2 separate regions of the Homo sapiens genome follow, and region 2 is linked to region 1. A link is a loop called in an ENCODE intact Hi-C map of the cell type or tissue named here. Cell type or tissue: dorsolateral prefrontal cortex. All regions are shown on one strand.

Evidence for each region. A loop is a pair of places that touch in the nucleus more often than their neighbours do. Peaks named below come from ENCODE experiments on the same cell type or tissue, not always from the same donor. Only the 100,000 strongest peaks of a DNase experiment are listed, where the experiment ranks them.
Region 2: a loop joins it to region 1, with 3 times the contacts of the local background. A loop is called at or near these places in 6 of 110 quality-filtered maps.

Annotation. Positions count from the first base shown.
Region 1 is chr1:45,355,916-45,363,915 of GRCh38, reverse strand. The region is part of intron 4 of TESK2 (testis associated actin remodelling kinase 2); the gene reads left to right. It also overlaps the pseudogene LOC124904849. Among named protein-coding and RNA genes, the nearest start is that of TOE1, 20 kb to the right of the region's middle. RefSeq lists enhancers at 2,952-3,451, 3,582-3,661, 3,922-4,021. In dorsolateral prefrontal cortex, CTCF peaks have their summits at 2,659, 3,731 and 3,932 (motif pointing left); DNase peaks (open chromatin) are centred at 2,705 and 3,945; H3K4me3 peaks cover 1,578 bases; H3K27ac peaks cover 3,171 bases.
Region 2 is chr1:45,878,704-45,886,703 of GRCh38, reverse strand. It overlaps MAST2 (microtubule associated serine/threonine kinase 2), which reads right to left. Exons shown (of 29, transcript NM_015112.3): 4 at 4,309-4,340. All of the region lies in intron 2 of LOC105378694 (a long non-coding RNA gene), which reads left to right. Among named protein-coding and RNA genes, the nearest start is that of MAST2, 79 kb to the right of the region's middle. In dorsolateral prefrontal cortex, a CTCF peak has its summit at 4,941 (motif pointing right); no DNase peak of the experiment used is centred here.

The sequences.
Region 1 (8,000 bases):
CACTATTATTATTCCCATTTTATAGATGTGTATTAAACAAACTGAGTAACCAACTCAGGGCTCTACAACTATTATAGTCTGAGATGAGATTCAATCCTAGCCAGCCTAACTGCAGTCACCACTATATTATACTGCCCATCTTAACTTTTTAGCTTCATACTTTCTCCCCTACTTATACAGAAAAAAAAAAAAGAATAATTACTAATCTCTGTGCTTTGTTATCTTTGTGTTCCTTTTGCATAGACTGTCTTTCTTATCCCCAACCCTGCCTATGGGTTACCATGAAATGGAATTAAATCCTCAACAATGAGTGAATATTAGCCAGGCCTAGGTGGGGAAAGGGGAAGGATATTAGAGGTAAAGGGACCAGCAATGTGTACAAATGTGCAGGTGAGCAGGAGTCAGACTTTTATAAGCAGGAGTGAAAGGCTTTGTGTGCCTTTCTAAGGATTGTGGGTTTTATCCTACAAGTAATAGCACATCACTGAATAATTTTAACAGGAGAGTGGCTTCAGGTTGGCATTTCAGAAAGATTGTCTTGGCTATATTGTGGAAAATGGATTGGAATGAGGGCTAAATCTTTTCAAGATGCAAAAGGGGGCAAGAAAACAGGTTAGAAAGCTAATGGAATAACCTAAGGGAGGCGTGAGAATGATAAGTTATTGATAGTGGGTTCTACCTGTTGTAAAAAATGAAAATAAATTTTAAAAAGATACTGTTAAATGGGAGAATGAGTTGTGTACTATGAGCTAAACACCAAACTGGACTGACTTTGTATTTAGACCTTATCTCTTTAATTACTCCTTGCCTTTGAACAAACACCAAATCTTGCTGATTCTACCTCTAATGTCTCTGAGATAATAACCTCCTTTCCATTCTTGCTGCCATTGTCTTATTCAGGCCTTGGTTATCCTAACTCTTCTCCCAGCCTCAGTTCCTGACCTTTTCATACAATTTTTATACTACTGTTAGAATATTTCTATGTAGCATATCTGATCATGTTATTCTCCTGTGTGAAAAAAAAAAAGTGTTAGTTGATTGTATGGCATCCCTACTAGACCATCTAGGCTAGACTAGTCTCTGTGGGCAGAGACTGGCCCCATTTATCTTTGTGTTTCACATTGTAGGTTTTCAGTGTTTGGGTAGGTGAACAGAAGGATGGATGAATCTTTCTCAGTACCATGTTGCTAATTAGATGGTAGCAAATTATCTCTGCTAGTTAGATGACAGCACAGTTATCTTCTTTGGGTAAATGCCCTAACTCCTGGCCAGTTGGGTAGATTTTTCAAAAAGGAATAATAATTCTTAGAGTTGATATTTTCTCCAGACCTTCTCTGAATGCCTTTGAACCACTGTTCAGAGATAAGCTTATTTGGTTGCAGGTATCAGTACACTGGTAATTCAAATTTTTTTAAAACTACCATTTTGTCTTATTGTTCTGAATAGTTATAATTGGTTGAAACTACTGTAGCTGACTAGAATCAGCAAGAATTGGGAACTGGAGTCCTGGGTGCATTTACCTCAGAGAGAGGTACATATTCCCTAGAGCCAGTCCAGAATATTCTCTGTATGGATATGTTTATGTGCTTGTCTGTGCCTGAATTGGTACCTACCAGACCCTATAGGGATATGTGGGAAGAACCTATACTCTTTAGCCTAGGCAGTTGTCTTAGTCCATTTATGCTGCTATAAGAATATATCATAGACTGGGTAGCTTATAAACAACAAAAATTTATTTCTCACACTTCTGGAGGCTGGGCAATCTAAGATCTAGGCACAGGCAGATTCAGTGTTTGGTGAGGGCCTACTTCATGGTTCATAAATGCCTGTCTTTTTGTTGTGTCCTTACATAGTGGAAGGGACTAAAGAACTATGGGGACACTTGTACACACATTCTCTATCGTGGTAAAATACATATAACATATAATTTACCATCTTTTTTTTGAGTGGGGGTCTTGCTATGTTGCCCAGGCTGGTCTTGAGCTCCTGGCCTCAAGCGATCCTCCCACATCAGCTTCTCAAAGTGCTGGGATTACAGGCGAGAGCCACTGTGCCTGGCCAAGAGACAAGTTCTTACTCTCATATGGAAGTGGCAGTAGGGGGAGGAGTGCTCAATAAATGTTTGTAGAAATAACCTGAATTGATATTCCTGAGTGGAGAACTGAGTGTCCACTTCTCTGTGCCTTTGGTGATTTTAAAAAAGATGTTGGCATATGATTTCTTGCATTTTAGTAATAAAGGTTTATTTACATAATATAGTTGAATTACCAATACACTTTAGAAAGTTATTGAGTGCCTTCTAGGAAAAGGCTGTATATATTTAATGAAACCAAGTATCAAACACAAATGAAATGGAAGAAACTCTGTTATTTTATTAGACCGTGAGGAAGTGAGGCAAGTTTTGGTATAGGTAAAGTTGGTATAGAAAAAGGTAACAGCCACTGAGAGGTATTGAAGTATCTATAACACATTTTATTGACTGTATTATAGTTTTCTAACTTGAAAGGTTAAAATAACAACAATTAAAAATATTAAAACTTCTGTATTAATTAAATGTATTACCAATGCCTTGGGTCATTTTATAGGGCTGACCGAGGGAGTAGTCTAGCTGAAAATGAAAGCAAAGCAGCTGTTATCCCCATCCGGGAAAGCTGAACATGCTAATGCAGTTGCTCTTGTCTCTGCTTCCTGCAGAGGGATTTGTTTAGAGGCCACACCAGCTGAGTCTGCACTGGGAGTTGCTTATGGAGAAGTGAACATTCCAGCTAATGGGCACAGAGACCGTGTAGCAATCTTCTGGCTGGGTGCGGTAGCTCACGCCTGTAATCCTAGCACTTTGGGAGGCTGAGGCGGGTGGATCACCTGAGGTCAGGAGTTCGAGACAAGCCTGGCCAACATGGGAAAACCCTGTCTCTACTAAAAAATACAAAAATTAGCTGGGTGTGGTGACACAGCCTGTAATCCCAGCTACACGGGAAGCTGAGGCTGGAGAATCACTTGAACCTGGGAGGTGGAGGTTGCAGTGAGCCGAGATGGCGCCACTGCACTCCAGCCTGAGGGACAGAGTGAGACTCCGTCTCAAAAAAAAGAAAGAAATCTTCCTTGTTGACAAATCTCAAATTTCCTTTTCTTATGCATGCAGAGGTCTTGAAACATTGAGAAGCGGTTTCTGAGGGCCTACAGGCTTATCAGCCCAACTAATGTATTCACCAAAGGCAGGCAAGAGAAATGGGTTGTAAAAGCAAATTCCATTTGTTTTCCCTCTCTGGTCCTTGGTTTGCGCTTTTTCCAGTTTGCCTGGAGAAGCCAGAATCTATTAGCCAAGTGTGATTCCTCATCTTTTGTCACCTTTTCCTGTGCTCTCCACCCTCTGGCTTTGCATATGGATTTCCAGGGCCTTCAGAGACACTGCTGAACAGAGTAAACAAGTGTTTCCCAGAACCAAGAGTCCTGGTGTCACCTGGCCTATAGAGAGTGCACATACAGTCTTTTCATTATAGTGTCTTCTGCCTGGCACTCAGTTGGGAAACCTGAGTGGCTCCTGAAGACAGGCCCGACATATCACACTGTCATCATGCTAAAGAAGTGAACCACTGCCTACCTTTTGACTTTCAGAGCTAAAGAAATCTGCCTGCATGATTAGATGTCAGCTTCACTGCCCACTTATAACCCTGAAGTTCACAAGCTCAGTTTCTTTTCAGCAAATGGGCACCTCAAATGTGAATCTTGGGCAGATTCAACTAGAATGAAGAGAGCAAGGCGCTGTGCTTATGCCGTCATTATGCCTTATTTTAAGATTTTCAAAGATGGATTATCAAGCAGGATGAAGCAGATCAACAAGTTTCCCTTTTGAGAAGTTGGAAGATTTATTTTTAGTCATTCTTTCTGTCTTGCCAAAACTGGTCCGACGCTTCCAAGGATCTGAAGTGCTGCATGGTGCTGCCCCCAACTGGTTCTTTTTGGTGCTTATATTATTACCACATCAGAAAATATATGACATTTAAATTTTTTTCGAAGCGCTTTCACATATTTTATTTTATTATTATTTTTTTGAGACAGAGTCTCACCCTGTTGCCCAGGCTGGAGTGCAGTGATATGATCTCTGCCCACCGCAACCTCTGCCTCCAAGGTTCAAGTGATTCTCGTGCCTCAGCCTCCCAAGTAGCTGGGATCACAGTCGTCTGCCACCATGCCCTGCTTATTTTTGTATCTTTAGTAGAGATGGGGTTTCACCATGTTGGCCAGACTGGTCTCGAACTCCTAGCCTCAGGGGATCCACCTGCCTTGGCCTCCCAAAGTGCTAGGAATACAGGTGTGAGCCATCTCGCCTGGCCAACTTTTACATATTTTTTTTTCAAGACAGGGTCTCACTCTGTTGCCTAGGCTGGAGTGCAGTGGCTCAATCTCACTTCACTGCAGCCTCCGCCTCCCGGGTTCAAGTGATTCTCCTGCCTCAGCCTCCCGAGTAGCTGGGATTACAGGCACCCACCACCATGCCCGGCTAATTTTTGTATTTTTAGTAGAGATGGGGTTTCACTATGTTGGCCAGGCTAGTCTTGAACTCCTGACCTTAGGTGATCTGCCCGCCTTGGCCTCCCAAAGTGCTGAGATTACAGGCGTGAGCCACGGCGCCTGGCCAACTTTCACATATTTTATTAGATTCTCATAACAACACTGCAAATTAGGTGAATCAGGGATTATCATACCTACTTATAGTTGAGAAAAGTGAAAGATGGATAGCCTTATTAGTTGATTTGTCCAAGTTAAATGGCTATTAGGAGGCTGAATTGGGCTAGAATTCAGATATTTCTCCTCTTATCCCATTAAGTTCCCTAGTCCTTTGTAAATGCAATGGTACCCAAAAATATGTATTAAGATATAAATTTTAGGCTTAGAGGAATTTCCCTCTTTTTCTCCCTTGGGAGGAGGAGGGAGATAATACATCATATAAGGTTTGAGTAAATTCATTTTTGAGCTCCTGTGCTGCATGAGGCTCTCTTACTCAGATGCTGTGGTCTCTAAGTCTCCAGTGCAACGTAGTGGTAAAGAGTATGGACTCTGGAGCCAGACTGCAGAGTCTGCCAGTCTCTGCCACTTAATAACTGGATAACTTTAAGCAAGTTGCTTAATTTCTAAATGCCTTCTCTAAAATGAGTAATAGTATGTAGTCATTTTGTAGTCCATAGCACGATGATTGGATTTTCATGTGCATGTGTGAGGTGTACTACCCTCAAACCTTATTAATGTCTGCACGTTGTCTGACATGAAAAAAAAAAGGAAAAAAAGTACCAGTGTACCTACCTTATAGGGTTATTGTGCAGATTAAATGAGATAATATATGCAAAACTCTCAGAACAGTGCCTGAAACAATTTAGATACTATATAAATAACAGCTGCTATTATTATTTATAAATACATATACTTACTCACTTTTTTTTGAGACTGGGTCTCTCTCTGTTGCCTAGGCTGGAATCTAGTGGCACAATCATGGCTCACTACAGCCTTGACCTCCTGAGGTTCAAGTGATCATCCCAACCTCAACCTGTGAGTAGCTGTGACTATAGGCACACACCACCACACCCAGCTAATTTTTTTTTTTTTTTGAGATGGAGTCTCGCTCTGTTGCCCAGGCTGGAGTGCAGTGGTACAGTCTCGGCTCACTGCAAGCTCCGCCTCCTGGGTTCATGCCATTCTCCTGCCTCAACTTCCCGAGTAGCTGGGACTACAGGCGCCTGCAACCACGCCCGGCTAATTTTTTGTATTTTTAGTAGAGACGGGGATTCAGCATGTTAGCTAGGACGGTCTCGATCTCCTGACCTCGTGATCTGCCCACCTTGGCCTCCCAAAGTGCTGGGATTACAGGTGTGAGCCATTGTGCCCAGGCTTTTTTTTTTTTTTTTTTTTTTTTTAGACGGAGTTTCACTCCGTCACTTGCCCAGGCTGGAGTACAATGGTGCAATCTCGGCTTACTGCAACCTCCATCTCCCGTGTTCAAGCGATTCTCCTGCCTCATCCTCTCGAGTACTGGGATTACACGCATGCGCCACCATGCCTGGCTAATTTTGTATTTTTAGTAGAGACAGGGTTTCTCCATGTTGGTCAGGCTGGTCTCGAACTCCCGACCTCAGGTAATCCACCTGCCTTGGCCTCCCAAAGTGCTGGGATTACAGGTGTTAGCTACTATGATCCCACCCCTGGGAGCTACCGTGCCTGGCCAATTTTTGTATTTTTTGTAGGGACGGGATTTTGCCACTTTCCCCAGGCTGGTCTCAAACTCCTGACCTCAAGTGATCCTCCCACCTTGGCCTCCTACCGTGCCCAGCCTTATTCACTTTTTTTTCTTTTTTTTTTTTTTTACTAAAAAAGCAAAGCTGCCCTTCATGGGTATTTAGGAATGATGAACAGCAAGACTATCTTCAAATAGTTTCTCCATAACCTTATCTGCTACTCTTTCCTCTGTTCACTTCAGTCTTACTCGTCTTAACCACTTTACTGAAACTGCTCTGTCCAAGGTTGCCAATGATTTCCTGGTTGCAAATTCAGTGGATACCTTTCAAGCTCGTCTTCCTCATTCATGGCTTTTGATACTGTCAGTCATTTCCTTTGTAGAATGCTTTCCTTCTGACATGTAGAATGTCATTGTCCTTCTGAACATACATACATACATACATACATTTATTTATTTATTTATTTATTTATTTATTTATTTATTTATTTATGAGATGGAGTTTAGCTCTTGTTGCCCAGGCTGGAGTGCAATGGCACGATCTCAGCTCACTACTACCTCTGCCTCCCGGGTTCAAGTGATTCTCCTGCCTTAGCCTCTTGAGTAGCTGGGATTACAGACGCCTGCTACCATGCTCAGCTAATTTTTTTGTATTTTTAACAGAGACAGAGTTTCACCATCTTGGCCAGGCTGGTCTTGAACTCCTGATGTCAGGTGATCCACCCGCCTCGGCCTCCCAAAGTGCTAGGATTACAGGCATGAGCCATTGCGCCCGGCCGTCCTTCTGAACATTTAGAATGTTCTCCTATTGACATTCTTGCCTGTTCCTTGGGATTCTGTTGATTTCCCATCTTACATGTTAAACCCTGGGCATGCATGACCTTGGAATGCATGACTGCTTCAGCTCAATGTTTTTGCCTCCTAAATATTGTCTTTCACTTAGACTTTGTTCTTAAGCTTCAAACTGACTCTATTTAGATCATTTCCACCTTGGTTGTCCAATAAGCACCTGTACCTTTAATAATTTAACTTCTCCCAGCTGAACTCACTATCTTTTTTTTTTTTTTTTTTAAGACAGGGTCTCGCTCTGTCTATCACCCAGGCTGGAGTGCATTGGCATGATCTTAGCTCACTGCAGCCTCAACCTCCCAGGCTCAGGCGATCTTCCCATGTAGCTAGGACTACATGTGTGCACCATCACGTCCAGCTAATTCTGTTTATTTTTGTAGAGACTAAGTCTCTCACTATGCTGTTCAGGCCGGTCTGAACTCCTGAGCTCAAGCGATCCTCTACCTCTCAAAGTTCTAGGATTACAGGCATGAGTCACCACACCTGGCCTGAACTCACTCTCTTTTAACATTGCCTCTTCTTCTAAAAACCTACTCCTCTCCTTGCTCTCTGGGTATTTAAAAATGACATCCAGGGACCAATAGCCTATTGCTCTCATTCTCTAATCCAGGCAATTATCAAGTTTTTTTTTTTTAATTCTGCCATCTAAATACATTTTGAATCTTGCCTTGTTCCAATGCCTCCACTATTGCCATGATTCAGATGCCCTGCTCTCACCAGGATTATTGCAGTAATCTCCTATTTCCCTTTCTCTGTATTTTTCACTCTAATCCATCTATCATACCATGGCTAAAATAATATTTTCTTTAAAAAGCAAATATAACCATGTGGCTCTCCTGCTTAAAATGCTTCTTTTGTTTCCTATAGACAGGATAAAGTTCACATATCTTAGCAAAACATGTCAGCCTCACTTCCTGACTCATCT
Region 2 (8,000 bases), 520 kb before region 1:
TTCTAGCCTGGGTAAACAGATACAAGTAACTTTAGAACTTCAAAATCTTCTTTTCACAGATATTGTACTTTGAACAAAGTTATCAACTCCCTTAGGTCTGATATTCTAAACTACATTTTTAATGCATTAAAAAAATACCCAGATGGGTTTAAATATGAAATAGCTTTCTAAAAATGAAAATGATTTAGTTTCAGGAAGCTACATCTAAAATAAATGGTATGAGCCAGGCCAAAAGAACTTTCATAACCACCTTGCCCCAATAAAGCCCTTATCGTGGCAGGCATAGATGATGTTTGCATTTTGCGTATTAGAATGTAACAGCTCTCTTCCCTAATCTGACCAATGTCACTATAAATGTGTGTGTGTGTGTGTGTGTGTGTGTGTGTGTGTACTTATAGATACATATATAAATATGTATACAATATATAAATATATATGTATACTTATATAAGTATATAAATATATATAATATATACATATATATTTATCGATCTATCTCTATCTCAGTATCACTCATTCCAGACTCCTGTTCTCTGCTCAAATGTTGCCTTAATGAGAAAATTCCTGGACAATACAAAATTTTTTGATTTTTAAAATTTTTCTGTAGAGACAGGGTCTCACTATGTTGCCCAGGCTGTTCTCAAACTCCTGAACTCAAGCGATCCTCCTGCCTTAGTCTCTCAAAGTGCTCGGATTACAGGTGTGAACCACCACACCCAGCCTAGACAATTCAATTTAAAATTTAAAATTTAAACCCTCACCCCCACAGAAACACACATCCTCCTCTCTGATATCTGGCTTTATTTTTCTTCATAGCAGTAAGTACCATATGGCATATCATACATGTTTTTGTCTCTCTTAAGTAGAATGGAAACTCCATGAGCACAGGGACCTTGTCTGCTTTATTCACTACTGTATCTCCAGTATCTAGAATAGTGCCTACACCTAACTGGAACTAAAATAATATAGTATGATGGATGCATGGATGGAAAGATTTGAGCAAATGACAAAGTGAATGGAGGCAAAAAGACAAAAATATAGTAACTGATTTTACCAAAAAACATCTAGTAAGTAATAGTGCCGTGACTGAAACCCACATCTGCCTGACTTGCAAACCCAAGCTGTTAATTTTTATGCTATACTTCCACTTACCAATTTGGAGACTTTGGAGGAATTACTTGTTGAGTGGAAGAATGTGTATTTTGTATAATGCCAAGTTGTCACATAAGTCTAGAAACTCATATTTGAGTTCCTGTCCATTTTAATGCAACTAACATATTACGTGAAAAGCACAGCAATTGAAAGCCTCAAAAATTAATTAACAAAAACGCTCTCTCAAAGGACAAGAACACCAAACTAGAGGCAAATTCTAAATTTCTCTATGTCCATGAAGGATATATCAGAGGAAACGGGCCTTTATAACCTGGAATGAGCACACCATAGGATTCGCTCTTGGGAGAACCATTCTAAGAAAGGCAAACAGGGACACAAATATGATGCCCCCTCCTTCTGACCAAGACTTAAATGACAATTATAGAAACTTTAAAAATTTTCCAGATCAGGCTATGAGGACGAGAAACAGTGGAGCAAATGGTAAGTCACTCATTTTATTAACATCAGTTTTTCCACACAACAAATTTTGTAGTAATTAAACTTATTCAAATATTTGTTTTGTGGTTCTTACCTGTTTTCTTTACTACAAATGCTAAGCAGTACTTTGCCTCCTACTGCACACTCCCTACAAAGACTTGCCCAGCTCTGTGTACAAGAGGTACCATGGAACTTTAACTGTTTGGGGAGATGACTAAGCATAGAGATCAGGTAGCCAATCCCTTCATTTTACAAGTATGGCAATTCAGGTCCAGAAGTGGGAGCTCCTGTTTTAAAGCCACACATAATTTGTTAGTGGCAAAGCCTATATTAGTACCCATGTTTCCTTGCTTCCTTCCAGAACAAAACTTTTTCGACTCCTCTAATGTTAAAGATAAGAAAGGATATTGTTTATATTAAAGAACTGAAGAACTTCTGGCTTACTTAAGTGTAAGCTCTTCAAAAGAGAAGAATTTATCTAATTGAATCTTAACAGCCTCAGAACTTAGATCACTCTACCCAGCACAGAGTAGGCTTTTTTATTTATTTATTTATTTATTTTTTGACGGCGCATCACTCTGTCGCCCAGGCTGGAGTGCAGTGGCATGATCTCAGCTCACTGCAACCTCCGTCTCCTGGATTCAAGCAATTCTCCTGTCTCAGCCCCCTGAGTAACTGGGACTACAGGCGCACGCCATGACGCCCGGCTAATTTTTATTTTTATTTTTAGTAGAGACAGGGTTTTACCATATTGGTCAGGCTGGTCTCGAACTACTGACCTCAGGTGATCCACCTACCTCAGCCTCCCAAAGTGCTGGGACTATAGGTGTGAGCCACCGCACCTGACCCAGAGTAGATATTACTGTGTATTTACTGAGTGATCAATTGTTTAAATGTGAGTTACTTTATCAAAAAAGAGGAGGGAAAATCTATTTCTGATCCTTATTAATTAAACGTTTTTAAGGCAGTTAGAGTAGGCCTAACTTTAGATATCACTAAAATGACCAAAAAATTATTCTGGTATAAAATAAAAATAAGAATACTCCTCCTTCTCCTTCTTCCCAGCAACTCCATTCATTGAGGACACACATTTCTGCAAGAAGCTACCTGTCTCAGGCCTTAATTTATTTCACTTAATACTAAGAAAAGGCAAATCTCAGGCAGTTTTCAAATAGAAGCAACCAAAAAAAAGCGGGGGGGGCAGAAATAGTAGAAAAATGACCAAGTACAAATATTTCCTGACTATGATGCTGAAAAGCTACTCCTTTTCAGTTATGCATACCTATTTGGTGTCTCATTCCTCTAAGAGTCCTGGTAGAGCCCTTGCCATTTACAGAAGACTCAGGACACTTGTGAAGCTAGACTGAATATCCACTGCTAGAAACTGAATTTAAAATTTAAAATGTGCCTCTTAAATAATAGAATTCATCCAAATTTAACCCATTAAGAATTCTAAAACTAATATATATTAAAATTAAACTATAAGTAATAAAGCACTATACATATATTAAGTGATCCTTCTAACAGGCTTAGTAAGAAGAAAACACAGGTAACATTATCTTCATTTTATAGATAAGGCAACTGAGGTTTAAGAAGATAAAGTGATTTGTCTAGGTTTACAAAGCTAGTTAAATGGCATGGTCAAGACTGAACCTTATGAGTTTTCTGACTCAAGCCTCTTCATATCAAACCAAAATAAGTTTTCGTAAACAGCCCAAAAGGCTTCACAAAAACCTCAGAGGAAAATTTAATCACTAGAGCATTTTTCACAAAACAAAATCCTAAAATGGACAGTAACAGAAAGAATTACTACATGTTTCATTTAAACATTTAAAAATTGCATATGATGTGTATATAAAGTATACTTAATAAATATGAATGCTGTTGTGATCTCCTCCTTAATTACATCTCTTTTTTTGTTAAGGAAAAGTTTAAAAGCCATTGTTTTATCACAGCTCTATTTCCTTAGGGTTCCCCAGATGTGACTTTACTAGTAAATCATGGTAAATATGAGTATGTTTTAGGTATATACAGTACAGGTTTTTGGGCCCCAACACAGAGATTTTAATGCATTAAGTTCACACTCTGCACTTTAACAAACATTCCAGGAGATTCTGATTGGCCAAATTTCTAATACTGCCCCAACAGAATTCCTAGAGGAAAAGCAGTCCAAGAGAATTTAAGAAATTAAAATCCAGGGGCAAAGACTATTTATTAATCTCCCCTAACCCTGAAGCCAGAAAAAAACCAAACAGGTTGGGAACCTATTCCATTCAACATAGTCTCCAAACTTAGCTGGCCTTGCCTCAACTTATCAGAAAAGTTGGTCTTCTCCTCATACCATGTTACCGGATAGATGTAAATGCAAAGGGTTTCCATTTTAATATTCCTACTTCCTTAGCTTGAGTCTACGAAAACTCAGTAAATCCCAAAGCACAAGTATAAGACTGTGATGAATATTTAAGTTGTAACTTTCCCAGAATGCTATGTAGAAACTGAGAGGGAAGAGGTTTGGAGGTCGGGAGGAATGGGGAGGAGGGGAAGATCTGACCTAGTGGGAGAAGTCAGTTGGCCTGCTGGCTTCCCTAGCTCAGATAGGAGTACACAGAAAGAAATTGTGTACTGAGCGGGATTCCTCCACATGATAGTGGGAAATGTTCCCAAGAGGGGTTCCTAAGTAGGAGATCATAATCATAATGGTAATAATCATCTACTTACAAGCTGCCTCTTCTTGGAAGGCTCAACTCCTTCTGAAAAACAAAACATATGCAAGTTAGAAATAAGAACCCATCTGAGTCCTGTTGGTCTACCTAAATGTCCTAGGAAATTCACAGCATTATCTTAATAATGGAAAAGGCCACATATTTCTAAATAACAACTTTTTCTTTGCCTCTTAAATTTTATTTATTTTTTTTTTTTTTTGAGACGGAGTCTCATTTTGTCTCCCAGGCTGGAGTGCAGTGGCGCAATCTTGGCTCACTGCAAGCTCCACCTCCCAGGTTCACGCCTTTCTCCTGTCTCAGCCTCCTGAGTAGCTGGGACTACAGGCACCCGCCACCACGCCTGGCTAATTTTTTTTTTTTTTTTTTTTTTTTTTTTTTAGTAGAGACGGGGTTTCACCGTGTTAGCCAGGATGGTCTCGATCTCCTGACCTCGTGATCCGCCCGCCTCGGCCTCCCAAAGTACTGGGATTACAGGTGTGAGCCACCATGCCCAGCCTGTCTCTTAAATTTTTGTGAAATAAAAGCACTCAGGCAAACTATTACTTCTTTATCCTTCCTTCCTAAAAGGAATGTCTCATAGAATACATGCAACATTTTTCCCACTAGATGGAACCATCTCCCCAGTGTAGATTACAGGCACTCTAGGCCAGCCATTAACTGCTGCTGAATTGTAAAGGGCATTAGTGGCAAGCATACAGAAGGAATGAAATAGGATTAGGGGCAGTGGGTGATAACTAGAAAATATTTTAGACAAATAAAGTAGTATAGTTAATAATATAACAAAGAGATGACTTCACACACCACTGGCATAAGAAATAACCTTTACGATAACAGCTGGGGCCCCTGTGACTTGCTTTCCAAGTGTATCAAGTCCCACCTCCCACCAGTCCTAAATTAACAACTATTCTTAATTTTTTAAATATTTTCAATACGTGTTTTTGGATTTGTAAAAAATTAGTAGTATTGTTTTACATGTTTTAAAATTATATATACATGGTATTATATTATATGTATTCCTCTGTTGACATCAGCCAACATTATGAAAACTGGGAGATTCACCCATGTGGATATATTTCACTTTAGTTCACTGATCTTCAGACAGTGGTCCAGTCTATGAATATACCAATATTTATTTATCTATTCTCTAGTAAATGGAAATTTAATTTTCTTTCCATCTTTTTCTTCTCCATTAAAACAATACTCTTGTAAACATTCTTGTAGTTGTTTCCTAGTGCGCATGTAGAAAAAGTTTCTTGGATGTTGAACTACTGAGTCATAAAGTACTGGATATTCCAAATTGCTCTCCAAAACAACTGTCCATGTAAGAAATATATCCCTCATACACAGTCATGAATATATGTGCTTATATTTTCTTCTAAACATTTTATAGATTTGCTTTTTTCTTTTCTTTTTTTTTTTTTTTTGAGATGGAGTCTCACGCTGTCACCCAGGCTGGCCGATCTCGGTTCACTGCAACCTCCACTTCCTGGGTTCAAGCGATTCTACTGCCTCAGCCTCCAGCTGGGATTACAGGCATGCACCACCATGCCCAGCTAATTTTTTTGTATTTTTAGTAGAGACAGGGGTTCACCATGTTGGCCAGGCTGGTCTCAAACTCCTGACCTCAAGTGATCCTCCCACCTTGGTCTCCCACAGTGCTGAGATTACAGGTGTCAGCCATCACGCCCAGCCGGTTTACTTTTCACAATAAGTTTAATATGCCTTATTTTTGTAAAATTCGCTTATTTTATAAAATTATTTTTGCTAAAATTCAGTATTTGATTGCAATTCTTTTGTGTGTTTTTCTAGGTAAATTTACAAACATTCAACTGTACAAATCTTAAATTACTTAATCTTACGTATGCCAATTGATAAGTCTGTTAAGTACATATACTCAGATAACCTAAATCTCTATCAAAATATAGAACATGTCCATCAATCCAGAAAGTTCCACCATGTCCTTTCTTCGTAAATCCCCAAACAAACCACTATCTTCCTACCCCAAGCAAATATTATTCTCATTATGTCACCACAGATTACTTTTACTTCCTCAAAACTTCATATGAATGGAACCATACAAATATAAACCTTTTTACATAGGCTTCTTCAACTCAGCATAGTATTTGTGAGATTTATCCATGTTGTTGCAGGTAACAATGGCAATATGAATAATATACCCCAGTTAATTTATCGTTTCTCCAATTCCATTTTTCAGCTATTAACATTCCTATAACATGTTTTTTGACAAGCTATATTTCACTTCTCTTGGGTAAATCCCTAAAAGTGTAGAATTACTCAGTTAAAGGGTAGATATATATTTAGATTTATAAGAAGCTACCAGACCTTTTTCTAAAGTGATTATACCATGCTACATTCCCATTAACAATGTATGAGAGTTTCAACTGCTTCACATCCTAGCTAATACATGTTATGTTCACATTAATAATATAAGAAAGTTCGAACTACTCTACATTCATGCCAATACATGGTATCAGCTTTTTATATTTTAGTCATTTTACATTTTAGCCATTTAGGTGTGTACGGGTATCTCATTGTGGCTTTAATCATTTTCCTGATGACTAACGATGTTGAGTATCTTTTCATGTGCTTATTAACCATCAATATATATTCCTTTGTGAAGTATCTTAAAATTTTTTTACCTTTTTAAAAATTGAGTTATCTTTTTACTATTGAATTATAAGAGCTCTTCATAATCTTCTAAATACAAGTCCTTTGTCATATGTGTTTTATAAATATGTTCTAATCTGTGGCTTGCCTACTAAAGTTATTGGTGGTGCCTTTTTTTTTTTTTTTTTTTGAGATGGAGTCTCGCTCTGTCACCCAGGCTGGAGCGCAGTGGTGCAATCTCGGCGTGCGGCAACCTCCACCTCCTGGGTTCAAGTGATTTTCCTGCCCCAGCCTCTCAAGTAGCTGGGATTACAGGCACCCATCACCATGCCCAGCTAATTTTTATATTCTTAGTAGAGATGGGTTTTCACCATATTGGTCAAGTTGGTCTAGAACTCCTGACCTCAGGTGATCCACCTGCCTCAACCTCCCAAAGTGTTGGGATTACAGGCGTGAGCCACCATGCCAGGCCAGTAGAGCCTTTTGATGAGTGAAAATTAATTTTGAGGTAGTATGTGAGATGAAATTAAGGTTCATTTTTTTTCATATGGATATCCACTTATTTCAATACCATTTATTGAAAACACTGTCCTTTCCCTAACAATTTTTTTTTTAACCTTTCTGGGCTCTCTATTGCATCCTACTGATCTATTTTTCTGCCCTATGCAAGCACCACACTATCATGATTCTGTGGTTTTATATTTAGTCCTAAAGTCAGATTGTACAGTCCTTTAACTTTATTATTTTCCAAGATTGCTTTAGATATTCTAGATTCTTGCATTTCGATTTGAATTTTTGAATCCAATTATTAATTTTTACCAAAAAAAAAAAAGCCTGCTGGGATTATACATCAATTTGGAAAGAAGTGATATCTCAAAATATCAAGTCTTATAATACATGAACATAGTACTTCTCCATTTACCGAGTTCTTTAATTACTCTAAGCAATGTTTTATCGTTTTTAACAAAAACACCTTGCACTCCTTTTATTAAGCTCATCCCTAAGTAGATTTTTTAAAGCTATTATAAATAAAAACTTTTATTTCATTTTCCAATTGCT